6 separate regions of the Homo sapiens genome follow, and all the other regions are linked to region 4. Evidence: chromatin contacts called from ENCODE Hi-C or POLR2A ChIA-PET data. All regions are on one chromosome and are shown on one strand. The core of a region is the stretch at or near the end of the contact, and the rest is flanking DNA. Distances in the headings are between cores, read along the strand shown. Region 1 holds the start of SRRT (serrate, RNA effector molecule). Region 2 holds the start of MEPCE (methylphosphate capping enzyme). Region 3 holds the start of FBXO24 (F-box protein 24). Region 4 holds the start of ARPC1B (actin related protein 2/3 complex subunit 1B). Region 5 holds the start of BRI3 (brain protein I3). Region 6 holds the start of GNB2 (G protein subunit beta 2).

Evidence for each region. Hi-C counts contacts between places; a loop is a spot of excess contacts on that map. ChIA-PET counts read pairs that join two places held with the same protein, here RNA polymerase II (POLR2A). Pooled maps may share reads with other maps.
Region 1: a loop to region 4 is called in a pooled map, with 4 times the contacts of the local background. The contact joins the promoter of SRRT here to the promoter of ARPC1B in region 4. A Hi-C loop is called at or near these places in 5 of 50 pooled maps. POLR2A ChIA-PET finds 5 or more read pairs at or near these places in 2 of 52 experiments (activated B cell and activated T-cell).
Region 2: a loop to region 4 is called in a pooled map, with 17 times the contacts of the local background. The contact joins the promoter of MEPCE here to the promoter of ARPC1B in region 4. A Hi-C loop is called at or near these places in 2 of 37 single-sample maps with no recorded cell type and 8 of 50 pooled maps. POLR2A ChIA-PET finds 5 or more read pairs at or near these places in 3 of 52 experiments (CD4-positive, alpha-beta memory T cell, PC-9 and activated B cell).
Region 3: a pooled map shows a loop between it and region 4 (34-fold over the local background). The contact joins the promoter of FBXO24 here to the promoter of ARPC1B in region 4. A Hi-C loop is called at or near these places in 1 of 37 single-sample maps with no recorded cell type and 7 of 50 pooled maps. POLR2A ChIA-PET finds 5 or more read pairs at or near these places in 3 of 52 experiments (T-cell, activated B cell and activated T-cell).
Region 5: a loop to region 4 is called in a pooled map, with 8 times the contacts of the local background. The contact joins the promoter of BRI3 here to the promoter of ARPC1B in region 4. A Hi-C loop is called at or near these places in 1 of 37 single-sample maps with no recorded cell type and 8 of 50 pooled maps. POLR2A ChIA-PET finds 5 or more read pairs at or near these places in 1 of 52 experiments (AG04449).
Region 6: a loop to region 4 is called in a map of sciatic nerve, with 26 times the contacts of the local background. The contact joins the promoter of GNB2 here to the promoter of ARPC1B in region 4. A Hi-C loop is called at or near these places in 1 of 168 maps with a recorded cell type or tissue (sciatic nerve), 1 of 37 single-sample maps with no recorded cell type and 7 of 50 pooled maps. POLR2A ChIA-PET finds 5 or more read pairs at or near these places in 1 of 52 experiments (CD4-positive, alpha-beta T cell).

The regions. Positions count from the first base shown.
Region 1 is chr7:100,873,699-100,877,844 of GRCh38, forward strand. SRRT (serrate, RNA effector molecule) reads left to right here and starts at 1,405. Exons shown (of 20, transcript NM_015908.6): 1 at 1,405-1,630; 2 at 1,875-2,014. The coding sequence starts at 1,893. RefSeq lists enhancers at 290-954, 955-1,620, 1,197-1,246, 1,457-1,516 and a silencer at 1,657-1,886.
Region 2 is chr7:100,428,464-100,432,286 of GRCh38, forward strand. MEPCE (methylphosphate capping enzyme) reads left to right here and starts at 1,368. Exons shown (of 4, transcript NM_019606.6): 1 at 1,368-3,226. The coding sequence starts at 1,556. It overlaps ZCWPW1 (zinc finger CW-type and PWWP domain containing 1), which reads right to left and starts at 240. Exons shown (of 18, transcript NM_001386010.1): 1 at 105-240. RefSeq lists enhancers at 1-157, 1,178-1,317, 2,188-2,267 and a silencer at 1,588-2,057.
Region 3 is chr7:100,584,450-100,588,420 of GRCh38, forward strand. FBXO24 (F-box protein 24) reads left to right here and starts at 1,879. Exons shown (of 10, transcript NM_033506.3): 1 at 1,879-2,215. The coding sequence starts at 2,177. LRCH4 (leucine rich repeats and calponin homology domain containing 4) reads right to left here and starts at 1,680. Exons shown (of 18, transcript NM_002319.5): 1 at 1,432-1,680. The coding sequence starts at 1,651. RefSeq lists enhancers at 1-502, 503-1,016 and silencers at 1,158-1,207, 1,248-1,677, 2,438-2,557.
Region 4 is chr7:99,372,609-99,376,805 of GRCh38, forward strand. ARPC1B (actin related protein 2/3 complex subunit 1B) reads left to right here and starts at 2,122. Exons shown (of 10, transcript NM_005720.4): 1 at 2,122-2,173. RefSeq lists an enhancer at 702-1,202 and silencers at 1,503-2,382, 2,393-3,032.
Region 5 is chr7:98,279,712-98,283,385 of GRCh38, forward strand. It overlaps BRI3 (brain protein I3), which reads left to right and starts at 1,975. Exons shown (of 3, transcript NM_015379.5): 1 at 1,975-2,226; 2 at 2,640-2,742. The coding sequence starts at 2,085. RefSeq lists an enhancer at 806-1,790 and silencers at 1,487-1,996, 2,127-2,466.
Region 6 is chr7:100,670,816-100,674,989 of GRCh38, forward strand. It overlaps GNB2 (G protein subunit beta 2), which reads left to right and starts at 2,925. Exons shown (of 10, transcript NM_005273.4): 1 at 2,925-3,108. RefSeq lists silencers at 2,455-2,584, 2,595-2,674, 2,925-3,104 and enhancers at 3,535-3,744, 3,945-4,024.

The DNA of each region.
Region 1 (4,146 bases), core at 155-2,654, 1.5 Mb after region 4:
TATTTTTAGTAGAGACGGGGTTTCACCACCTTGGTCAGGGTGGTCTTGAACTCCTGACCTCAAGTGATCTGCCCGCTTCACCCAACCAAAGTGCTGGGATTACAGGCGTGAGCCACCGCCCTTGGCCACTGTCTGCATTTTTACATGTGAGGATGTCAGAGCTGAGAGGTGACTCCCCCAGATTGCATGGTTCTTAAATGGTGGAACCTGGGTCTTTTTGACTCAGGTCCAGTTTTTTTTGACAACTCTTGTAATCCGTCACTACCCTCCTCTCAGTGCTGGGAGCAAGCACGCCTCAGGGAGGAGGCAAGATTTCCTCTATGTATCTATTTTGAGACAGGGCCTCACTCTGTTCCCCAGGCTAGAGTGCAGTGGTGCAATCAAGGCTCACTGCAGCCCTGAACTCCTGGGCTCAAACAGTCCTCCTGGCTTAGCCTCCCCAGTAGCTAGGACCACAGGGGCATCCCACCAAGCCCAGTTATTATTTTTTTGTGTGTAGATGGGATCTTGCTATGTTGCCCAGGCTAGTCCTGAACTCTTGGGCTTAAGTCCTCCCTCCTCGACCTTCCCAAGTGCTGGGATCACAGGTGTGAGCCAATGTGCCTGGCCCTAAATATTCTGTAAAGGGGCCTTGCTATGTTGCCCAGGCAGGTCTCCAACTCCTGGGCTCAAGTGATTCTCCCACGTCGGCCTCCCAAAGCGCTGGGATTGCAGGCGTGAGCCATCTCAGCTGGTCTTCCTATTAAGTCTCACACTCAATTCACTGAGAGGGGCCTTGGTGTTACTCCCGGGGGTGGTAATCCATTGAATCTGGGCGGTCCATACTCTGTTTAGGGCGTTAACTTACAGCCTATTTCATCCAAATACTGAGCGGGGTTAAGACTGAGATCTGCCAATTTTACTTAAAGACGGGGCGTCTTTGTCGAGGAAAAGCAGGAACGGCGGACTTTGCATTTAGTGCGCACTGTGGCACCCAATTTTGGCTGGATATTTGGAGCAGAAAATGGTGGGATACGATGCTTTAAAATGGTTGCTTCCACCTTCCATCCCCTAAGCGCCCGCGCTTCCCAAGCCCACGCCCTGCCCGAGGAGGGGACGAAATCACCCCCGGTGAGGTCAGGAGGCCCGTGGGGGGAACATGGCTGGATGAGAACCGTCTTAGGACCCCGACACATCTGGGGTCGCGCGATCCTCGACTTCCGCTCTCCCTTCGCGCCCAGAGGGCTTGTTCGCCTCCCGAGGCCGCGCTTGGCCCAGCCGAGGTCCCGTAGTTCCTAACGCTCGAGCCGTTATCGTCTCGAAAAGCCGCGCGAGACTTGCGAGATCCCCGCCCCTTTCCCATCACGCCCTGCTCTCCCCGCCCTTCGCGCTCGGTTTGTTAGTTCCAGTTCCGGCCGCGAGGGTGGAGCTTTGTGCCTCGGAGGCGTGGGTGACGCAGGCGCAGCGCGGGCTGCGCGCGCTACTGCCCATCCCCGGTTGTCCCACTTTTGTTCGCCTCTCTTCGGCCCTCTACTCAAGAGCTCCGTCTCCGTCTCGCCCTCCTCGAAGTCCTCGTCGCGCGCCCGCGACCCAGGTCGCCCTGAAATCTAGCCCGTCCGAGCGCGAGTCCAACGGCCGCGGCCGCACCAAGGTGGGGGAGGGGAGGAGCCTGGGGGGCCCCGCTGGGGCGGGAGAGGAACCGGGGTCCACGGGGGCGGGCGCGGAGAAACTCGGGGCGAGTGGAGGTGTTGGAGCCGCGTTCTCAGGCCTAGGATGGTGGGGGCCGCGGAGGGCTGGCCTTGGCGGGAGGGAAGCGGGCGAGCTGCCCGCGAGGGACGGTCCCTTCCTCCGCTCGTCCTTTTGCACCACTCCTACCGCCTCTCCCCGGTCCCCAGGCCCCCTCAGACCGTGCCATGGGTGACAGTGATGACGAGTACGATCGAAGGCGCAGGGACAAGTTCAGAAGAGAGCGCAGCGACTACGACCGTTCCCGCGAGAGAGATGAAAGACGTCGAGGGGACGATTGGAATGACAGGTGAGCCGTTTTTAACTTCATCTTGTCCCCGTTTCATGCCGTTTCACTCCACCCGCGTCGCTTTTCTTTCTCCCCCTTGTAATTTTTATGAGGGCGAATCCTATGAAATGGCTCATTGGACCGTTTTCTGTGGTTCAGCCTATTTGCTGTTGGCCAAATAACTAGCTGTGGCTTGGTTTTTGAAATTCTCTGCAGATCAGAGCTATAGAGCTAAGAGTTTGAGTATGAAGAAGCACTGTTTATACATGCACGAAAAGCGTGCTTTTTTGCTTTTTTTTGTTTTGTTATTGAGATGGGGTCTTGTTCTGCTGCCCTGGCTGGAGTGCATTGATGCAGTCGTAGCAGCCTCCACCTCCCGGGCTCAACCGAGCCTCCCGCCTCAGCCTCTTGAGAAGCTGGGACTCCAGGGGGAGGCCATCACGCCCGCCTAACTTTTAAAAATTATTATTGTTATTTCGAGACAGAGTCTTGCCCTGTCGCCCAGGCTGGAGTGCAATGGCGCAATCTTGGCTCACTGCAACCTTCGCCTCTGGGGTTCAAGTAATTCTCCTGCCTCAGCCTCCCGAGTAGCTGGGATTACAGGCACCTGCCACCACGCCCGTCTAATTTTTGTATTTTTAGTAGAGACGGGGTTTCACCATGTTGGCTAGGCTGGTTTGGAACTCTCGACTTTAGGTAATCCACCCAGCTCGACCTCCCAAAGTGCTGGGATTACAGGCATGAGCCAGTGCTTGGTCTAAAATTATTTTTTGTAGAGACAGCGTCTTGCTCTGTTGCCCAGGTTGTAAATTATATTTTAGGAGGATTGCTTCAGAAAAATAATAATATAGAGTTGATCTGACTGGAGAGGTCGTCAGATTATTTCCCTGACAATATATGATTAGGTTTCTTGTCACTGTTTTGCCTAAAATCTCAGAGTTCATAGGGCGGTGCTGATTGGATTGATTATAAGATGTGGTTATTGACCTTAGGGTGTTACAGTGAGCTTGGCATGGGGGATCAGAATGGCAGTGGATGTATTCTGTAAATGAGTATATATAGTGGAAGTTATAAAGAGGGTAAGCATTGAGGGAACAGATCTCTAAAGGAGGGGAGCGGTGCTGGAGGTTGTGTGTCAGGGACCCACTGGAAAGTGACACTTGGCTAGACTTGGAAAGATGAGTGGGAATTCCCCAGACACGAGTGACATGAACAGCTTGGAGTTGTGGACATAACGTGTGATTTTAGCATATTCTAGTTTGGTTAGAGTCCTGTTTCTCAGGATGTCCACAGACCATAGGGGGTCTCCGAGGCTAAAATTAGTTTTTGTGGTAATGTTTACATATTATTGCCATTTCCACTGTTGGTGCCATAGCAATGATGGGTAAAACCGCTGATGCTTTACCAAACATCAAGGCAGTGACAGCAAAGAGTTAAAAAAAAAAAGCCAGCCGGGCCCAGTGGCTCACACCTGAAATCCCAGCACTTTGGGAGGCCGAGACGGGCAGATCACGAGATCGAGAGATTGAGACCATCCTGGCCAACATTGTGAAACCCTGTCTCTACTAAAAATACAAAAGTTAGCCAGGCATGGTGGTGCGCGCCTGTAGTCCCAGCTACTTGGGAGGCTGAGACAGGAGAATTGCTTGAACCCAGGAGGCACAGGTTGTAGTGAGCTGAGATCACACCCCTGCACTCCGGCCTGGCGACAGAGCAAGACTCTGTCTCAAAAAAAAAAAAAAAAAAAAAAGCCACTTCCATCAATGATTCTTGATGAAAGAGTAAAACATTTAAATTTGATTAGATTGGACTCTTGACTGTACGTCTTTTTTAAAAAAATTTTTTTTTGACACAGAATCTTGCTCTGTCACCCAGGCTGGAGTGCAGTGGGGCGATCTCAGCTCACTGCAACCTCCACCTCCTGGGTTCAAGTGATTCTCCTGCCTCAGCCTCCCGAGTTGCTGGGATTACAGGTGCGTGCCACTCTGCCTGGCTAATTTTTGTATTTTTAGTAGAGATGGGGTTTCACCATGTTGGCCAGCTGGTCTTGAACTCCTGACCTCACATATCCACCTGCTTCGACCTCTCAAAGTGCTGGGATTACAGGCCCGCGTTAGTTGTCTTGAGCAAGAGTACGCATGTGATTGAGTGAG
Region 2 (3,823 bases), core at 118-2,617, 1.1 Mb after region 4:
TTCCTGAAGCACATCTACTAACTTTTCTGTTTCAGACTGCCTTTTCCTCCCTCTTTCCGTTCTCTAATTCCTCCTCTTCCTGCTGGTCTCCTTCACGCCCTCACCTTAGGATTTTGAGACTCTCCTGGACCCCACTGTCACCCCTGCCGCCCTGTCCTCGGCCCAGCACTCCGCTGGCAGGGAGACCGGGCGGCGCATCTCCCCGGGAAAACGGCGTAGACTCGCTTCTTCCTCATTGGCAGAAGCTGGGGGGGCCCAGCGCGGACCGAACCCCCGTCCCCGCCCACACTCGCTGGTATATAAGTCGGCGTGGCGCCGCGGTGGGTGTTGAGAGGCCCGCGAACTGACGGGCCAGTGAGCGGGCGTCGGGAGTGGGCGGATGCGTTGGGGTTCGGGTCGTGGGTGTTGAGGCGGAGAGGAAGGCGTGGTGTGGCGTCTCCAGGTGATTGCGATTGGGGGAAGGTAGAGGAGCCAGAGAACGACTCAGCCGTTTCGGGGGAAGAGGAAGTTGGACAACATCGGCTGTTTTAGTGCTTTTTATTTTTCCCCAATTCAGCAGAGAATATTTTCAAGGGGGGTGAGTTATAATGACCTATCGCGTTTTACTGAGCCCAGTTCCACTCCCGCCCTTCCTTGGCTTTGTAGGGTCTCCCCTCCGCTCCCTCGGAAGCGCTTCTAAGAAGGTGGGCAGAGGGGGGGAGGTTTGCTACCAACAGCTCATGAATAATTCATGAGCCCCGCCCTTCGTCAGGAAGCCCCGCCCCTCCGGATCGCGCTGACGCACGCTGCGTTTACCAAACTTAAGGAAGCGACGTCACAGGCCCAACCCCTAAGACGGGGGGCGGGGCGCCAGTTTCAGCACGTGCTGCCTCTACCCGCGCAAGCCCAAAAGGGTGTGCGCAGGCGCTGCCCACTAGGGGGGAGGAAGGAGGCGGGGTGGGGAGGTTGTTGGATTTAGAGCCGGGCGGAGACCGCTGAGACTCATTCCTCAGGAACAAGGGTCGGGTGTCAAGGAGACCTTTTCACACCAGCTCCCGTCCCCCGCCTACGGTGGGTGGGATCGCGCGGCAGAGACAAAGGAGATCAGTAGGGCCGGACATAGCTGCGCAGGGAAGTAGGGTGTCAGTTTGGGGTGGTGGGCTTTTGCGGGGGCTGTGGGGGGGTTATATTTAAACTCCCAGAGCCGTTAAGTTGGTTCGTAGTCTGATGCGCGCGCAACCAGGGTGGTGGCGGAGTGCGCATGCGTGGTTCCCGGGCGAAGGGAACGCGCGCTCACCGTGCGCGCTCGCGGCCGGGTGGTAGTGGCGGAGGAGAAAGGGGTCGGCGCACGCGCGGTTGAGTCCTCGAGTAGTTCGGGTCTCGCGGGCCTCTTGTTTTGGTCTCGCGGGCTAGTAGGGCGCACTTGGCGGGGAGGCGCTTGGGCGCGAGACTAGGCGTGAAGAGCAGAGCTGCGCGCGCACTCGGGAAAGGGGGGAAGGGAGCAGGGTCCAGGCAGGGGGGGTTAGGCCCCCTGATCCCCCTCGTTACCCCGACTGGCACGGAATAAGGGGAGGAAATGATCGAGATGGCGGCGGAGAAGGAGCCGTTTCTGGTGCCGGCCCCGCCGCCGCCGCTCAAAGATGAGTCGGGCGGAGGGGGCGGCCCCACGGTGCCACCGCACCAAGAGGCCGCCTCTGGGGAGCTCCGCGGCGGGACGGAGCGTGGTCCGGGTCGTTGCGCGCCATCTGCGGGGTCCCCAGCCGCTGCGGTCGGTCGGGAAAGCCCCGGGGCCGCGGCCACCTCCTCCAGTGGTCCCCAGGCGCAGCAGCACCGAGGGGGCGGCCCCCAGGCGCAGTCGCATGGGGAGGCCCGCCTGTCGGATCCCCCGGGGCGAGCCGCTCCCCCGGACGTGGGGGAGGAGCGCCGGGGAGGGGGCGGGACAGAGCTGGGTCCCCCTGCTCCTCCTCGACCCCGCAATGGCTATCAGCCCCACCGGCCACCTGGGGGGGGCGGGGGCAAGAGGAGAAATAGCTGTAATGTAGGGGGAGGCGGGGGAGGCTTCAAACATCCGGCCTTCAAGAGGCGCAGGCGGGTGAATTCGGACTGTGACTCTGTGTTACCCTCCAACTTCCTCCTGGGGGGCAATATCTTTGATCCCCTGAACCTGAATAGCCTCCTGGATGAGGAAGTGAGCCGCACTCTCAACGCGGAGACCCCTAAGTCATCCCCCCTTCCGGCCAAAGGGCGAGATCCGGTGGAGATCCTCATCCCCAAAGATATTACTGACCCGCTCAGTCTCAATACTTGCACTGATGAGGGCCATGTAGTTCTTGCTTCGCCACTCAAGACTGGTCGGAAGCGGCATAGACACCGGGGACAGCACCACCAGCAGCAGCAGGCAGCCGGAGGGAGTGAGAGTCACCCCGTGCCGCCCACAGCCCCTCTCACCCCCTTACTCCACGGGGAGGGCGCCTCACAGCAGCCGCGGCACAGGGGCCAGAACCGGGATGCCCCCCAACCCTATGAACTCAACACAGCCATCAACTGCAGGGATGAAGTGGTGTCTCCCCTTCCATCTGCTCTGCAGGGTCCCTCAGGCTCCCTATCAGCCCCTCCAGCTGCCTCAGTTATCTCTGCACCCCCATCTTCCTCCTCCCGACATCGCAAACGTCGCAGGACTTCCAGCAAGTCGGAGGCAGGGGCTAGGGGTGGAGGCCAGGGTTCCAAGGAAAAGGGCCGAGGGAGTTGGGGAGGCCGCCACCACCACCACCACCCACTGCCTGCAGCAGGCTTCAAAAAGCAACAGCGCAAGTTCCAGTATGGGAATTATTGCAAATACTATGGGTACCGCAATCCTTCCTGTGAGGATGGGCGCCTTCGGGTGTTGAAGCCTGAGTGGTTTCGGGGCCGGGACGTCCTAGATCTGGGCTGCAATGTGGGCCATCTGACCCTGAGCATTGCCTGCAAGTGGGGCCCGTCCCGCATGGTGGGCCTGGATATCGATTCCCGGCTCATCCATTCTGCCCGCCAAAACATCCGACACTACCTTTCCGAGGAGCTGCGTCTCCCACCCCAGACTTTGGAAGGGGACCCGGGGGCAGAGGGTGAGGAAGGGACCACCACCGTTCGAAAGAGGAGCTGCTTCCCAGCCTCGCTGACTGCCAGCCGGGGTCCCATCGCTGCCCCCCAAGTGCCCTTGGATGGAGCGGACACATCAGTCTTCCCCAACAATGTTGTCTTCGTCACGGTAAGAGGGTCCAGAGGCTCTTGGAATAGGGGCCAGGTGTGAAGATGAGATTAAATGGGAATGTAGCAGGGAAGGTTATGACCCAGATCCTCAAAAGAGGGGTCTGGGTTGGCAAGTGAGAGCCTCTGCTGGGCGTCTCTCCCCTCTTATAACCTGGAAAGGTGGGGTGTCTACCTTGGGGCATTGACCCTGGAGTCCTTTGTCATGACTGCAAGGATCTCCAAGATAGAGGAGGACTCTCTTTTTGCTCTGCTCCCGGCTTGGCCTATAATCCACACTGGTCCACCTTCCCTTCCCTTGAAGGCTGCTGCTCACTAGGGAATTTGATCCAGGTGGAACTTGGTCCTCAGATTTACTGAAGGAGCCTGAGAATGGGAGTCAGACATGGAATGTCTTCTAGGGAGGAGATTAGGGTAGCGACAGACTAATACTGGCGTTTCTGCCCTTTGATAGCCACCTTGCTCCTATCAGCGGCTTTTGTTTTCCTAGACAGTTTGTTGAAGCGTGTCAGGAACCCAAGTGGTTTGGCTGTAGATCCTCTCCACATTGACCCTAGATAGTGGGAGAGGGAAGAACCAGAAACTCCTCTGCAGAGAG
Region 3 (3,971 bases), core at 629-3,128, 1.2 Mb after region 4:
GCCGGGGAGCTCCGGGTAGTTTTCCCCAAGAGTCCACACAGGGAGAGACAGCCTAAGGAAGTAAAGAATAACATTTGGTCTTTGTCAAAAAACAACCAAGGGGGAGGGGAAGGGAACAGACAGTGAGTGTCACACAGCTGCTGAGGTCAATCTGGAGTGTGGGGTTAGGTGGGGGTGGGAGGGAACAGGGCTGTAAGGGGCAGGAATGGCTCCTGGAGCTCACTCATTCCCCATCTCAAGTGTTGCAGAGCAGGCGAGATCAGTGGGGAGGTTTCGACTGGTTCTCCCCAGAAGAGGGAAGAGGATGTGTGCCAGTGCCGGCCTGAGTGTTCCCAGGTGAGCAGGCACCTGCTTAGGGAGAAGTAAGCACTATCCTCCAGCTCTGGTCCCCCACCGTGCAGATGAGAGGAGGAAGAGGCCTGGGCTGGGGTGAGGCTTCGGGAATGCAGTCCTCCTCCCTGATCCTGATCCCCACCCCCAGCTGCCGGCCCAAGGTCATAGGCTGCCTCCTGAGTAGCTGAGGCTTGACTCACCTGTCACAGTTAAGTCCCCCACCCCCTACCATCCACAGACACCAGGGTGGAGGGTGCATGGTTGGACAGATCCTGCGGGTGGAGGCGTGGAAGGACAGTCTCTAGCTGGCCAGCACTCCCAGCTAGGAGATAAGATTTCCTTCCCTCCAGCAACGGCCTCAAGTCCCTCCCCCGGGGGAAAGCAGAAACTGAAATGGGAATTCTAAGATCCCTATGAGGTCACAGGCTCCACAGTGACCTCACAGGCTTAGGAAGGAGGAGGAGGAATCTCAGATAAGCCGGTTGGGGATAATAGGCGGAAGAGCTCAGGGAGAAAAGAGTGAGGGGAGGTAGAGATTTGTTTCTTTCCCATAGGCTGGAGAGCTGCGTGGACAGTGGAGAGGGCCAGGACCTTAGGGGGCGGGGTTGCGGCACAGAAAGCAGAAACCTCGGGCTTAGGGGCCAGTCACTGGGAAGGGGGTGCCCGGGGCTGCTCGGATCTCGGTGGGACGGGGGTTAAGAGGTGTAGATGAAGAGGGAGAGAAAGCAGTTATTAGAGGAGCTCGTGGGGACTGCTTCATAGACCGATTGGAGCTGAGGTTAAGAGATCATGTAAATAAGCCAACCAGGTGAGGGGCGGGACCATCCTACAGGTGCGCAGATATGCAAATAAAGAGAAAGGAGGAATCTCTCCCAACGCTCGGAGGCGCAGGGCGTTCTGTGCAAACGAGAAGCACGTTCATTGTCTAGGGGGTTCTCAAAGATGGGAGAGGATGGCTGCAGGTTTAGGGCAATCAGGAGGGGCAGCAACCCTGGCCGCCAGGTGAAGGGGCGGGCCCGACTCCCGGGCCGGGCGGGGCCCGGGGTGGGGCTATGCAAATGAGGGACCCGGTTGGGCCCGGGGCCCGGCTGCACTCACCAGCCTGGGTGATGTCTGACAGGTCGTAGCTACGGGCCGCGCCCCGGGGGAAGTGCTTCAAGCGCCGGTTAGACAGGTTCAGGGTCCCGGTGGCCACGGCCTCCTCTAGGGCCCGCTCTGCACTGCGTCTCCCCGGCAGACCTGGAGACCCGGGCACGGAGGTCGTGGCTGCCGCCTCCTCACCCCCGGCGGCGAGTGGAGCCGCTACGGCCGCCGCCATCCGCTCCCGGCGGCTCCCGCTGCCTGACTGACGGGACCGGCCGTCCCTCCTTCCCCCACCCCCTCCTTGGAGCCGCCGTAGTTGCCTCAAGGGGGAGGGAGCGGTGTCCGGGACCGGACGGACCAATCGTGGCCCCGAGACGCGTCAGAAGCGGCCAATCAGAACCCGTCAGTGGGGGTGGAGCTCCGGCGCCGGAGTCTGACGAGAGAAGGGAGGGGAACAAGGATAGAGCGCTCGCCAACGGCCGACGCTCCAGGCCGTCCCGCCCAGCGCAGCTGCACCCAATCACAATGCTCAGATCGGGAGGTGGAGCCAATCAGGTCCAACCAAGAGGAGGGGACACCGGCACTCCACTAGCAGGAAAACGGGCCGAGGGACCGCAAGCAGGGGGTGCCTAGTCCTCGTCCCCCAAAGACCAATCGTAAGCCAGATACAGGCGAGTGACTGTCAAGAAGGCCAATTAGAGCCTCCGAAGGGAATCTGGACCTGCCTCTTCTCTGAGGGACGGCTCTACCTACCAATAGCATGGGCGAGAAGGCGGTCCCTTTGCTAAGGAGGAGGCGGGTGAGCTAGAACTTTAAGACTGAGGTTAAGAATGAACGCGGAGCCCCTGGCCGGCCGGGAACGCAGTTCGCCGCTGCAGTGGCGAGTGCGAGCTGGACGTGTTAGGGGGCTAGCCGGCGTCCAGGGCTTGAGGGGATTCGGGCGACTGCTTGAGGCCAGTGCACTGGCGGTTGTCGCAGCTGAAGGGGCAGCGGGGGGACCTCCGACTGTGAAGCCTCTGGCAGGGGTCTCGGGACCCCCGGGCTGGGGGCGGGCGGGGGGCTTCCCAGAGCCTGGAGATGCCCAGCTCGAGGAGGGAGGGTGTAGGTGCAGCGTTGCACGGTCTGCCGTCTCACCCGAGGAGCTCCCCTGGACAGGAATGGAGAGGGGACCAGACCACGGGGTTTTAGAGGCTTAGAAAGGATCTCACCGCCTAGAACACGCCCTTGGTGCTACGAATGCAGAAACTGAGGCAGAGGGAAGTTGATGCGTTAGCAAGAGCGAACAGCAAGTTCCTGACAGCTGGCTTGCTCTAGAAACCAGGTCTCTGGATCCTCCACGCACAGCCCTTTCCCGCTCCCTCAGTTTTCACAGTGGATGTTTTCACTCCCTTCCTCTCTTCCTCCCTCCCTCCCTCTCCCTTCCGTTCCCTTCCTCTTTTTATTTTTTTATTTTTTGAGATGGAGTCTCGCTCAGTCGCCCAGGCTGGAGTGCAGTGGCGCGATCTCGGCTCACAGCAACCTCCACTGTCCGGGTTCAAGCAATTCTCCTGCCTCAGCCTCCCGAGTAGCTGGGACTACAGGCGCCCGCCACCACACCCGGCTAATTTTTTGTATTTTAGTAGAGACGGGGTTTCACCGTGTTGCCCAGGCTGGTCGCAAACTCAGGAGCTCAGGCAATATGCCCTCCTCGGCCTCCCAAAGTGCTGGCATTACAGGCGTGAGCCACCGCGCCCGGCCTTTTTTTTTTTTTTTTTAAGAAGGTCTGATTCTGTCGCCCAGGCTGGAGTGCAGTGGTGCAGTCATGGCTCACTGCAGCCTTGAATGCCTGGGCTCAAGTGATCCTCCTGCCTCAGCCTCCCAAGTAGCTGGGACCACGGGCGGCACCACTGCACCTGGCTAATTTATTTTCAATTTTTGTAGAGATGGGGTTTTGCTATGTTGCCCAGGCTGGTCTCAAACTTTTGACCTCAAGCGATCCTGCCTCTGCCTCCCAAAGTACTGGGATCACAGGCGTGAGCCACCGCACCCGGCCCACAGTGGACTTTTTCTTTCTTTTGAGACAGAGTCGCTCTGTTGCCCAGGCTGGAGTGCAGTGGCTTGATCGCAGCTCACTGCAGCCTCAACCTCCCACCTCAGCCTCCCGAGTAACTGGGACTACAAGCACGCACCACCATGCCAGCTAATTGTATTTTTTGTAGAGACAGGGTCCTACTATGTTGCCCAGGCTGATCTCAAACTCCTGGGCTCAAGCAATGCTCCCACCTCGGCCTCCCGAAGTGCTGGGATTATAAGCGTGAGCCACAAAGCCTGGCCCACAGTGGACTTTTTCTATTCACAACCTCTCGTTTGCCTCCTGGGGTGAAATGGAGTGGATAAAGGGGACCCAAATGCAAGAGGAATGGAAAATACCTTTCTGTCTACTTGGAGATCTTCCTTTCTAAGTGGCATGAGTCCCTAATGCAGTCCCCTCCCTATGTGGTAGGTTGCCCAGAAATAAGTCACTGAAGTTGCTTTCTCCTTAGTTCACATCTCAGAGGTTGATATTCCTGAGTAGT
Region 4 (4,197 bases), core at 872-3,371:
GAGCTCCGGTTACTTCTCTGACCTTCTCTCGGCTCTGCACTCTCCCTGCAGCTTCCCTTGTTGCTGTTCCACTTCCGCGTTCCACTTACGAGTCCAGATTCCTGCAGCTCGCTCAGAAGGGGCTTTGTGCGCTGGATCATCAGCTGAAGTCCTGGGCTTTGCTTTGATTGGGTCATCTTAGGTCACAAGTGCAGCAGGACAGGGAACACCGTGAGCTGATTTAGACCACTCAGGGCCACTTGGGGTCATTCCCTGGGCATCTACAAAGCGGCAGAAGAGTAGGATGGAAGCCAGGGAAGCAGCAACAGGGTCACCTCAGTTACCCTACACTTGTCCCTGTGGGAAGAGGGCTGCCGGTACAGACCCCTTGAAGCTTTGTATCTGCTTGAACTAAAACCACCGCCTGTGTTTGCTGAGGTTGCCGACATCTGTCTGAGAAAATACGCAGGAGCAGCAAGGTTGGGGGGGCTCAGAAAAGTTCGAGCACTTCCTGTGTGCACACTGTATGACCCGATTCACACACCTGGACACATTTAATCCTCCCAACTACCCTAGGGGGTCGAATTCAGTGGAAAAGAGAGCGGCGGCTAAGGGCACCTCCAATGGGGAGGGTGTCGGGGCAAAGCGACCTGAGACCCCCAGCCACATACTGCAGGACAAACCAATGTCGGCAGGTGAGGACAGGGTGGGAATAGTGTTCCAGGCAGAAGGAACAGCGAGTGTCAAAGCCTCTAAGCCTGACAGGGTGGGAGTCTGGCCTCGGATCTCCAGAGATCCAGGAAGACCCTGCACAAATACTAGAGAGAGGGGTCTGAAGGAGAGAAGAGGAGGGAAGGTTTTTGTTGTTGTTTGAGAGGAAGTCTCGCTCTGTTGCCAGGCTGGCGTGCAGGGGCCCCATCTTGGCTCACTGCAGCCTCTGCCCCCGGGGTTCAAGCAATTCTCGTGCCTCAGCCTCCCGAGTAGCTGGGATTACAGCAGCGCTCCATCACGCCATGGGGCTCCTTGCAGCTAATTTTTTTTTTTTTTGAAACAGAGTCTCACTCTGTCGCCCAGGCTGGAGTGTAATGGCGCGATCTCGGCTCACTGCAACCTCTGCCTCCTAGATTCAAGCGATTCTTCTACCTCAGCCTCCCGAGTAGCTGGGATTACAGGCATGCGCCACCACGCCTGGCTAATTTTTGTATTGTTTAGTAGAGACGAGGTTTCACCGTGATAGCCAGGATGGTCTCGATCTGAGCTCGTGATCCTCCCGCCTCGGCCTCCCAAAGTGCTGAGATTACAGGCGTGAGCCACCGCGACCGGCCGAGGTAAGGTTTTCACTGGGGTCTCTTCCATCTGCCTGGCCGCCAGGCCACGTATCCACTGAAGAGGCAGAGGGTCAGGATGGGAAGACTCCGGGGACCACCTAGCCCAAGACCCGCAATCAGGCGGCTCTGCAAGGCTAACCGGGTAACTTAAAGAAGTGAAGCCGATTGACGTAAAACAGAAAGGAAAGAAGTTAACTGGCCGGCCAGCGTCAGCAGGGGCGGCCAGTGTCACCCTGCCCGGGGACAGCACCCCTGTTTCGTGGCGAGGACACGGAGGGCCAAGGGGGCGGGGCCGGGCTGCCCTGGCCACGCCCGGACCGCCTGCTCCCCGCCCAGGGCCTGCACAGTTGGCGCCCACCGGCATCAGCGTGAAGGGAGCTCCTCGCTGGCTGCCGACGGGGCTGCAGGGCTCGCTAGCCGCTCACCTGCGTGTGAGCGCGGAGCCCGCAGTACCCGCCGTCCGGGCTCAGAGGACGTGACTCCCCGACCCTGCGCCCGGCAGTCCCCGGGGGCCGTGCGCCCGGCCCAGGCTCGGAGGTCCAGCCCAGCGGCGGCTCAGGCTGCGCGCCTGGCTCCCAGCCTCAGTTTCCCCATTGGTAAAGCATTGACGGTGGTTGCGGACGGCTTCTGCGGACAGAGCCTTGGGCTCCGACGTCTGCGCGGGTACCGGCAGCACCCCCACCCCGAAGGGAGGGCGGGACCTGGATCTCGCGACCGCTGCCCCAGGTCCCCGCCCCCGGGCCCTACCGGGCTGAGGTCGGCAGGCCCCGCCCCCCGCCCACGAGGAAGTGGCTGCTGCTCCGGCGCGGAGCCCAGAGCCGGTTCGGCGCGTCGACTGCCCAGAGTCCGCGGCCGGGGCGCGGGAGGTGAGGGCCGTGGGGGCGCCCGGAGGTGGGGGTCAGGGGAGCCACCTGGAGGTGGGGGGGCGCGTAGATGTGGGGCGCCGCCTGGGAGTGAGCGGGACTGGAGGGATGAGAGGGGGTGCAAGGAGGGGACCGGGGGGCGCCTGGAAGTGAGGACGCATAGATGTGGGGCGCCGCCCAATAGGGGCACGGGGATGAGTGGGGGCACATGGAGAGGAGGGGGCGCGGGGACGAGGGGCTCACGGAAAGGAGAGGGAGCCCTGGGATTGGAGGGGGCGCGGGGGTGGCCGCAGGGCCAGACTGTGGAAACGCGGGCTCCCAGCGCACCGGGCGCCCTCGGGGCGTCCCCAGCCCCCGGCCCCAAGCTTCCGCCTCGTGCCTTCCGCCCCTGCTCCCCGGCCCCCATCCCCAGCCTTGCCCCGCGGTCGGTCGGTGTAGCCCCGTTACTTCGGGCCGGCGGGGCCCCACACCCAGTCACTTCCCCTCCATCCCCGGAGCCTTCCGGGTTGCAGCCGCCGGGAAATGAGCTGGCGTCTCCTGCCGCCCCGCCCCTGCCCTCCTGGCCGCTCCCGCTGCTCCCACCCGCCTCCCCCGGGCCAGGTCCGAGGGGTCCCGTACGGGGCGGGCCTGGCTGGCGGGGTCCCGGAACGCACCCCCTCAGCTGCAGGGCTCCGCGGCCAGGGCAGATCCGAGCAGCCCCTCCCTTTCCGGAGGCGCTGGGAGAGCAGCCAGGCCGCCTAGGGCGGGGCGGGGCCGGGCTGCACCCGCGGGCAGTGAAGGGATCAGGAGTGCAAGCCTGGGGAGTCAGACCTCCCCCTGCCTCCTCTGCCAATGCAGCCCGGAGGCTACCACCACCCATCCCGGCCGGGCGCGGTGGCTCACACATAGAATCCTAGCATTTTGAGAGGCCCAGGCGGGAGGATCGCTTGAGGCCAGGAGTTGGAGGCCAGCATGGACAGCATTGCGAGACCCTTTCTCTATTAAAATAAATAAATAAAATGTAGCCAGGCGCTGTGGCTCATGCCTGTAATCCCAACACTTTGGGAGTCGAGGTGGACGGATCACTTGAGGTCAGGAGTTCGAGACTAGCCTGACCGACATGGTGAAACCCTGTCTCTACTAAAAATACAAAAATTACCCAGGCATGGTGGCACGCACCTGTAATCCCAGCTACTCAGGAGGCTGAGGCAGGAGAATTGCTTGAACCCGGGAGGCAGAGGTTGCAGTGAGCCGAGATCACGCCATTGCACTCCAGCCTGGGCAACAGAGCAAGACTCCGTCTCAAAAAAAAAAAAAAAAGCCACGTAACATGCCTGTAATCCCAGCTACTTAGGAGGATGAGGCAAGAGAATTGCTTGAACCTGCCTTGGCAGTGAGCCAAGACTGTACCACTGCACTGCAGCCTTGGCAACAGAGCCAGACTCCGTCTCTAAATAAATAAATAAAATCTTAGGGACCTAGGTAGGAGTGCCAGCTTCTCCCTTCACTGGCCAGTGACTGGTAAGCCACCCAACTCCTGCCAGCCTCAACTTTCCTTATCTGGAAAATGGGAACCTTAAAGACTGGGAGGCTGAAATGCAATACTGCAAGACACCTGGCAGCGTGTCAGGCGCTGACAGTATAAACGTGCGTTTGTTGCTCACCTTGATCATAGTGTTCCCCCAGGTGAACCTAACTTCCTGGCCTCCAAGATTTGGGGTCAGAGTCCCAAGCTGCGTCATTTAGTAGAAGCCGAGTGACTTTGAACAAATCGTTGCTTTTGTCTGAGCCTGGGTTTCCTCCTGTACAAACTGAAGGTAAAAAGCAAACAGGCTGGGCGCGGTGGCTCACGCCTGTAATTCCAGCACTTTGGGAGGCCGAGGCAGGCAGATTACCTGAGGTCGGGAGTTCGAGACCAGCCTGACCAACGTGGTGAAACCCCGTCACTACTAAAAATACAAAATTAGCCAGGTGTGGTGGTGGGCACCTGTAATCCCAGCTACTCAGGAGGCTGAGGCAGGAGAATCGCTAGAACCTGGGAGGCGGAG
Region 5 (3,674 bases), core at 725-3,224, 1.1 Mb before region 4:
CACCCTCCCAAAGTGCTGGGATTACAGGCATGAGCCACCACGCCCGGCCCAGTCTTCACTCTTGATCTGGCTGTTCATCAGTGCCAGGGGCCACCCCTCAGTTCCCTAGTGTACCTGGACCACCCCTCAGTTCCTTTTTCGAGGACTGTGGGTACGATGACTAGGACAGCAGGTACAAGATCGATGGGAATGGGCTTCGAAGAGCTGGTCTTGTGATAAAGAAATATGATGGTCAGGTGGGCTTGGTGGCTCATGCCTATAATCCCAGCACCTTGTGAGGCTGAGTGAGGAGGATCACTTGAGCCCAGGAGTTTGAGACCAGCCTGGGAAACATAGCAACACCCCATCTCTACAAAATATAAAAAAAAATTAGCTGGGCACTGTGGCGTGCACCTGTAGTCCCCAGCTACTTAGGAAGCTGAGATGGGAGGATCACTTGAGCCCCGGAGGTCGACGTTGCAGTGAGCCAGGGTTGCATCACTGCACTCCAGCCTGGGCCACAGAGTGAGACTCTGTTAAAAAAAAAAAAAAAAAAGATATATATATATATATATATATATATATGTATGTGTGTGTATATATACATGTGAATGATGATCCCTTATTAAAAAATAAAAATAAGGCCGGGTGCAGGGGCTGACATCTGTAATTCCAGCACTTTGGGAGGCTGATGCAAAAGGATTGGTTGAGGCCAGCAGTTTGAGACTGGCCTGGGCACATAGCAAGATCCCATACAAAAATTTTTAAAAATTAGCTGGGCATGGTGGCGTGTGCCTGTGGTCCCCAGCTACTGAGGAGGCTGAGGTGGGAGGATGGCTTGGGCCCAGGAGGTCGAGACTGCATTGAGCAATGACTGTGTCACTCTACTGCAGCCTGGGTGACAGAGCAAGAGAGCCCCCCCAGCACCCCCTACAAATTTTTTTTTTAAAAATTAAAAAGGCGCGGTTCGAGAAGAGCTGTAGTCGTCCCAGAGCTACAGTGCAGGTGATATCAAAATGCAGGTGAGAAAACTGGAGACAGAATACAGTAACGGATACAGGTGCCCCTGAAAAGGTGCAGAGGCGCTAAGGACGCAAGCAATCCTGAACGTTCCAATCGTTCGTTTTAAAGTTGTCCTGGCCAACCCGTGAAGCCTTGTATGAGGAAATGTTTCAACGAGGGCGCCTGACGCAGTCCCCGAGGCCAGAAAACACCCAGGTTTAGATACGGGCTCTGACCCGCACCTGCCACAGCCAAATCCCTCCCCCTTCTGAGCCCGATCCCGTGTTGTCCTCCAGGGGTAAGCAAAACACCTGGCAGGGCTGCCTGAAGATTAGGGAAACTGAGGAGACGCGGCAGGTGCCCAGTATTTATAGTTTTGTCCCCAAACGGGGGAGTTATTTGTAAGCACTGGCTACTACCCCCGTCAATCACCTAATTGTCCAAAAAAAGGCAAACGGAGGGAATGCGCCGCAGCTGAGCACCGCGCAGGCCGCAGCTGAGGTGCACACCCGGGTGTGCCCTTTGTATTGCTGGAAGCGCTGGCGATCATAGGGGCAGAGGGCTGGCGTTGGGGCGGCCTGGGACCCACCCGGCCCCGCCCCCTCTCAGGCCCCGCCCTCCCCCTCCTCCACCGGTAGGGGGACCTCGGCCGGCCTGGGAGATCGGGGCGTAGGGGGAGGTGGGGGTGCATCCGCGAGCCCTAAAGGTCATGACCCTATGGGGCGTCTCTGGGTCGTCGTGGGGGATGGGCGGGGGGGGGGGTCTCCCCGCCACGGGAGGTCTAGAGAGCAGCGGCGGCGGGGCGGGGCGGAGTGCAGAGGCGCCGCCGGCGGGGCGGCTTCGGGAGGGCGCGGCCCCTTTAAGACGCCCCGCCGGCCCCGCCCCCGAGCCCCGCCTCCCGCCGCCCACGTGACCCCGGTCTTGTGACTGGGCCCGGGAGGGCGGGGGAAGCCCGCGGCTCGCGCCCGCCCCGCCCCGCCCCGCGTCTGCCTCAGAGGGGCCCGAGCCACCCGGTCCGCCGCGTCCCCGCCGCCGCCGCCGCGTCCCCCGCCGGGGCCGACCGAGCCGAGCCGGGCCGGAGCGGCGGGCGCGGCCGGGCCGCCATGGACCACAAGCCGCTGCTGCAGGAGCGGCCGCCCGCCTACAACCTGGAGGCCGGCCAGGGCGACTACGCGTGCGGCCCGCACGGCTACGGCGCCATCCCCGCCGCGCCCCCGCCGCCGCCCTACCCCTACCTCGTCACAGGTGGGCCCGTAACCAACTTTCCCCGCCGGCGGCTTCCGAGGTGGCAAGCCCGGTCGGGGGACGTGGGTCCGGAGGCGGGTGGGGCCCGCCCGGGGGTCCTTCCTGGAGCTGGAGGTCCCCGGGCTGGCTTCGGGACCCGGCGCCGCCGAGGGCCAGCCTCCCCCCCGGGGCTCTAGTCCTCGGGCCCGTCGTAACCCGGCGGGGCCGGATCCCTGCCCCAGATGAACTTTGTGTCACGAGGCGCTCGCTGTTGGCAGATTAGCGCCGAATCAGGCCCGCGGTGGCCGTCCCGAGGGTGGAAAAGACCGGGGGCTTTTTTAGCGGGGTGGAGGTTGAGGGGACAGGATGAGTAGTCCCCGTGGCGGTCCGATTTCTCCTCCCTGCACCCTAATGACCTGCTTTCCCGCCCACAGGGATACCCACCCACCATCCCAGGGTCTACAACATCCACAGCCGGACCGTCACCCGCTATCCTGCCAACTCTATCGTGGTCGTAGGAGGCTGTCCTGTCTGCAGGTGAGTGGGTCTGCAGCCTGGGGACTGGCCCTGGAAGCTCTGAGGACCCCCGCCCTAACCCCCAGGACCTCACAGCTCTGCTTGTGGGAGTGGGTCCGGCTTGACTTGGATCTTGACCAGAGCCCTTTATGGGAGGGACAGACAGGCTGCCCGAATGCGGTGTGGGAGAGTGCGGGTCCGCTCACCCTTGGCTCTGAACACATTTTGTGGGGGCAAAAGGGTGGATTCCTTTTCCTAGATCTTGGGGCATTGCACCCCAAGTGATTGGGATGTAGAAATGGTAACAACGGGACTCGTGGTCCTTTCGTCTTTGTTCTGGGACTTGCAAGGAATCAGGTGTCTGCTTTTTCCTTCACTTTCCGCAAGTTTACTCTGCAGTTGATCGTCGAAGGTGGTGGAAGGTTTCATTTTCCCGGAAGGGGCATTTGGAAGTAAGTGCACCAGCAGGACAGACCTCAGTGGGAGAAGCGACGGCCGTAAGAGCTGCTTTATCCAAAGTTGGCTTGAAACGCTCTTCCACGAGCTGGACCAGGATGGAAACCCCGTGTTTCTTTGAGGCAGGAGTTATTTTTTTCATATCCTCGCATTGGACCTGCACACGCTTTTTGGTTTTTATAGGGCCCCGAGGTGCAGCTAGAGGCTTGTTTTGTGGAGGTTTTGAGGATTCACATTTAAATAAGGATTAATTAAATATAAACCCTTGGCAGCTGGGGGTGTTCAGATTGCTTAGAAAGTAGGGGCAGAGTTGGCCGGGACAGGGTTTTCAGCTGTGTCTCGGAGGAGGAAGTTGAAGCCACTGAGATGGAATTAAGAAACCCTGGTTTGGACTTAGACTTGATTTCAAAAGTGTGTGTGTAAGGCCTAGAGTGGAGTCACGGGGAAGTGAGTGATTTCAGAGCCTTAGCAGGCAACTTCCTGGGAAGGAAGGGCAA
Region 6 (4,174 bases), core at 1,675-4,174, 1.3 Mb after region 4:
AACCTGGCCAACATGAAACCCCATCTCTGCTAAAAATGCAAAAATTAGCCAGGCCTGGTGGCATGCTCCTATAATCCCAGCTACTCGGGAGGCTGAGACAGGAGAATCGCTTGAACCCAAGAGGCAGAGGTTGCAGTAAGCCGAGATTGTGCCATTGCACTCCAGCTCTGGGTGACAGAGCAAGACTCCATTTCAGAAAAAAAAAAAAAAGAAAAAAGAAAAAACAATTGTTTTTGAAAAGTGATTTGTAATGTCTTTCACAGAGACTAAATGAAGAGTATGTTTTGATACTTTTTAAAATATAATTTCATCTTTTTAGATTCTGACTCATGTGCACATGAATGTACCCATGTACATGGGTATATCTTGTGATGCTGAAGTTTGGGGTACAATTGATCCCGTCACCTGGGGTACAGTACCCAATAGGTAGTTTTTCAACCCTTCCCCCCTCTAGTAATCCCCCGTGTCTATTGTTCCCATCTTTATGTTCATGAGTACCCAGTGTTTAGCTCCTACTTATAAGTGAGAACATGCAGTGTTTGGTTTTCTGTTCCTGCAGAAATTTATCCACTTAGGATAAAAGCCTCTAGCTGCATCCATGTTACTGCAAAGGACACGATTTCTTCTTCTTTTCTTTTCTTTTGTTTCTTCTTTCTTTCTTTCCCTTCCTTCCTTCTCTCTTTTCTTTCTCTTTCTCTCTCTCTCTCTTTTCTGCATCCATGTTGCTGCAAAGGACATGATTTCTTCTTTTTTCTCTCTTCCTTTCTCTTTCCTTTCTTTTTTTCTTTCCTTCCCTTCCTTCCCTCCTTTTCTTTCTTTTACTTTTTCTTCTTTTGTCTTTCTTTCTTCTTCTTGAGTCAAAGTCTTGCTCTGTTGCCCAGGCCGGAGTGCAGTGAGTGGTGTGATTTTGGCTCACTGCAACCTCCGCCTCCCGGGTTCAAGCAATTCTCCTGCCTCAGCCTCCTGAGTAGCTGGGATTACAGGTGTGTGCCACCACGCCCAGCTAATGTTTGTATTTTTAGCAGAGACGGGGTTTCACCATATTGGCCAGGCTTGTCTCAAACTCCTGACCTCAAGTGATCCACCCGCCTCGGCCTCTCACAGTGCTAGGATTACAGGCGTGAGCCCCATCTCGTTCTTTCTTATGGCTGCGTGTTTTGATACTTTCAAATTACAAGGACTCAGTGAAGGCTATTCGTTGCCTTGAACTTCCCAAAGCATTTCCACAATCGATGGGGTTCTCAGTAAGAATCCGGGACTTGGAGGGCAGATGCTGTCAACATCCCCATTTAACAGATGTGGAAACTGAGGCCTAGACCTACGTTCTTGTCCCTTTACAGGCAAGGTCCCTGGAGGAAGGGGTTCATCTAGAGGCTCATACAGATAAACTGGAATGTACAGTAAAGTTTTGGCTGCCTGGGTTCATATCTAAACTCTGCAGCCTCAGGTCTCTTTCCACTATTAGAAAATGGGGAGAAGGCTGGGCGCGGTGGCTCACGCCTGTAATCCCAGCACTTTGGGAGGCCGAGACGGGCACATCACCTGAGGTCAGGAGTTTGAGACCAGCCTGGCCGACATGGTGAAACCTCGTCTCTACTAAAAATACAAAAAAAAATTAGCTGGGCATGGTGGCGGGCGCCTGTAATCCCACCTACTCCAGAGGCTGAGGCAGGAGAATCGCCTGAACCCAGGAGGCGGAGGTTGCAGTGAGCCGAGATCATGCCACTGCACTTCAGCCTGGGCGACAGAGTGAGACCCTGTCTCCAAAAAAAAAAAAAAGAAAAGAAAAGAAAATGGGGAGAATGTTAGCACTTAATTTCCCAGTATTGTGAGACTTAACATATGTCAGCCTGGGCAGCATAGCAAGACCCCACCTCTACCAAAAATTTAAAAATTAGCTGGGCATGGTGGCTGGGGCACGCCTGTGGTCCCAGGTACTAGGGAGGCTGAGGCAGGAAGATCACTTGAGCCGAGGAGATTGAGGTGGCAGTGACCTACAATCGCGTCACTGTACTCCAATTAAAAAATAAGTGTCGGGCCAGGCGCGGTGGCTCACGCCTGTAATCCCAGCACTTTGGGAGGCCGAGACAGGCAGATCACGAGGTCAGGAGATGGAGACCATCCTGGCTAACACCGTGAAACCCCGTCTCTACTAAAAATACAAAAAATTAGCCGGGTGTGGTGGCACACGCCTGTAGTCCCAGCTACTCAGGAGGCTGAGGCAGGAGAATCGCTTGCACCCGGGCGGCGGAGGTTGCAGTGAGTTGAGATAGCACTCCAGCCTGGGCGACAGAGAGAGACTCCGTCTCAAAAAAAAAAAGTGTGGCTCTCAATAAATGAGTTGTTATTTCAGTGGCAAGCCCTGAAAGGGGGTCTACAAAGGCCCAGTGGGCGAGGCTGAGGAAATGCCTGGACACGACCCTTCTCATGGCATTCCCGGGGCGCCCGCATCAGCCCCTACCCACTCCCGCTCGGGGACTTTCTCGGAATCGCGCTTCTTCTTCCAGCAGCCTCGAGGCCGGCCCCGTCCAGGTCTCTTTAGCTCCGCCCCCTGGTGAGGGGCGTGGCCTCCTCAGGGCCGGGGCGTGGCCCAACCGGGAACTGGGGCGTCGAACTCCCCTTCCCAGTCTGGAGCCACCCATTCCAGGCGGGGCGGGAGGCTGATCACGTGACCAGCGAGCGGTCTCACCCTCCTCATATGCCAGTACCACCTCCTCCAGTCCCAGAGGGGGGATGTCTTACTCCTTTCCGTGAAGCAAACCCTTTGAGTACGGTTTGCGTCCACAAAGCGTAGGGTGAGAACCTTGGGAGCGACTGGGCCCGTCTTTGCTCCCTCGGTGGGGTTTTGTCTCCTGGCTTCCCCCAAGTGCGAGGCAGTTGGTCTCGCCCAGCCGGGTCCTGGGCGCGGCGGCGGCAGCCGCGTCACTGGCGGGCGGGATCCCTCCGCTCTGGGGAGGCAGCGCTGGCGGCGGGGCTGGGGCCACTGAGGAAATCCATCCGCGCCGCCGCCGCCGCCGCCGCCGCCGCCGCCGCCGCCTCCGCCGCGGAGGAAGACAGCGCCGCCCGCGCACCGCCAGCGACCTCCGCCGCAGAGTCCCACCGCCACAGGTACCTTCGCTGGCAAAAGGAGTCCTCTCGCCCCCCAGCCCCAATTTCCCCCAGGGGAACCTCTCTTCCTTCGGTCTCCCGGGGCTGGCCTCCTGGGAGCGGACGTAACTCCCCAGACCTCCGCTCCCTTCCCCTCTTGCCCGGTCGCTCCCAAACCCGGAAGGGGAACTGGGGAACCCTCGCCCCCCACCGTGCGTGCGCTTCCCCGCACCATCAGCGAAGTTTTTGCCCGACCCCAGACCCCAGCCCAGCCCCGACTGCCTCTTGCTCCCTCGGAAGTTGGGGGGCTAAATTCCGGGCTTCCTCTAGGCCCCGCCCCGCCCCCTTTCCCCACCGCCACCCTCCCGCCTGCCCCCGGGGAGCACCCCTCGTGTCCTCCACTGTCGCACCCCTGCCGGCCCTCGCCTTGCACAACTCCAAAATCGGGGAGAAGCAGGCAAGGCCGCGCGCCACCCTTCCTTTCGTCTCCACCCTACCCACGATTTGGGTGCTGCCCGTGGTTTCTGGCCCCACTCGCCGAAACTGGAGCCCTCGGCGCCCTATTCCCTTTACAGATCCTCACCCCAAGCCCAGCTCCCAGGCGCCCGCCCCCCGCCCAGCTTTCTTTTAGGCAAAATGGAGGTCGTAGGGGCTGGAGGGCCAGGCCCACTGCGCTTCGCAGCGCCGCACCAGCCCGCGCCTTCCAGCTGCCAGATCCAGGGACCCTCCCGTCACTCTCCTGAGCCCCGCCAGACCTGCGGAGGCGGTTGCACCCTCATTTCTCTATGGAGCGCCGGCTGCTATATCCCTAGAGTCTGGGGGCTGCTGAGGGCCCTGGGGGGTGATGGGGACCGAGGGCTGAGAACGTCGCCCCCGCCCCCAGTTTCTTCCTCCAGCCGTGCTTCCTTCTGCCCTGGGCCTCCGGCGGTGCCGCCAGGCCTGGGCTGCTAGTAGGTGGAAGAGGCTTTGTGCGGGCCTGGGGGTTGGGTAGAGTAAGGAGTTCTGCCCGCACCCCCCATCCCCCGATTTTGAGGGTCACCCCTTGGCACTGGCGTAGAAAGCTGAACTTACAAGGAGGGGAAATGTC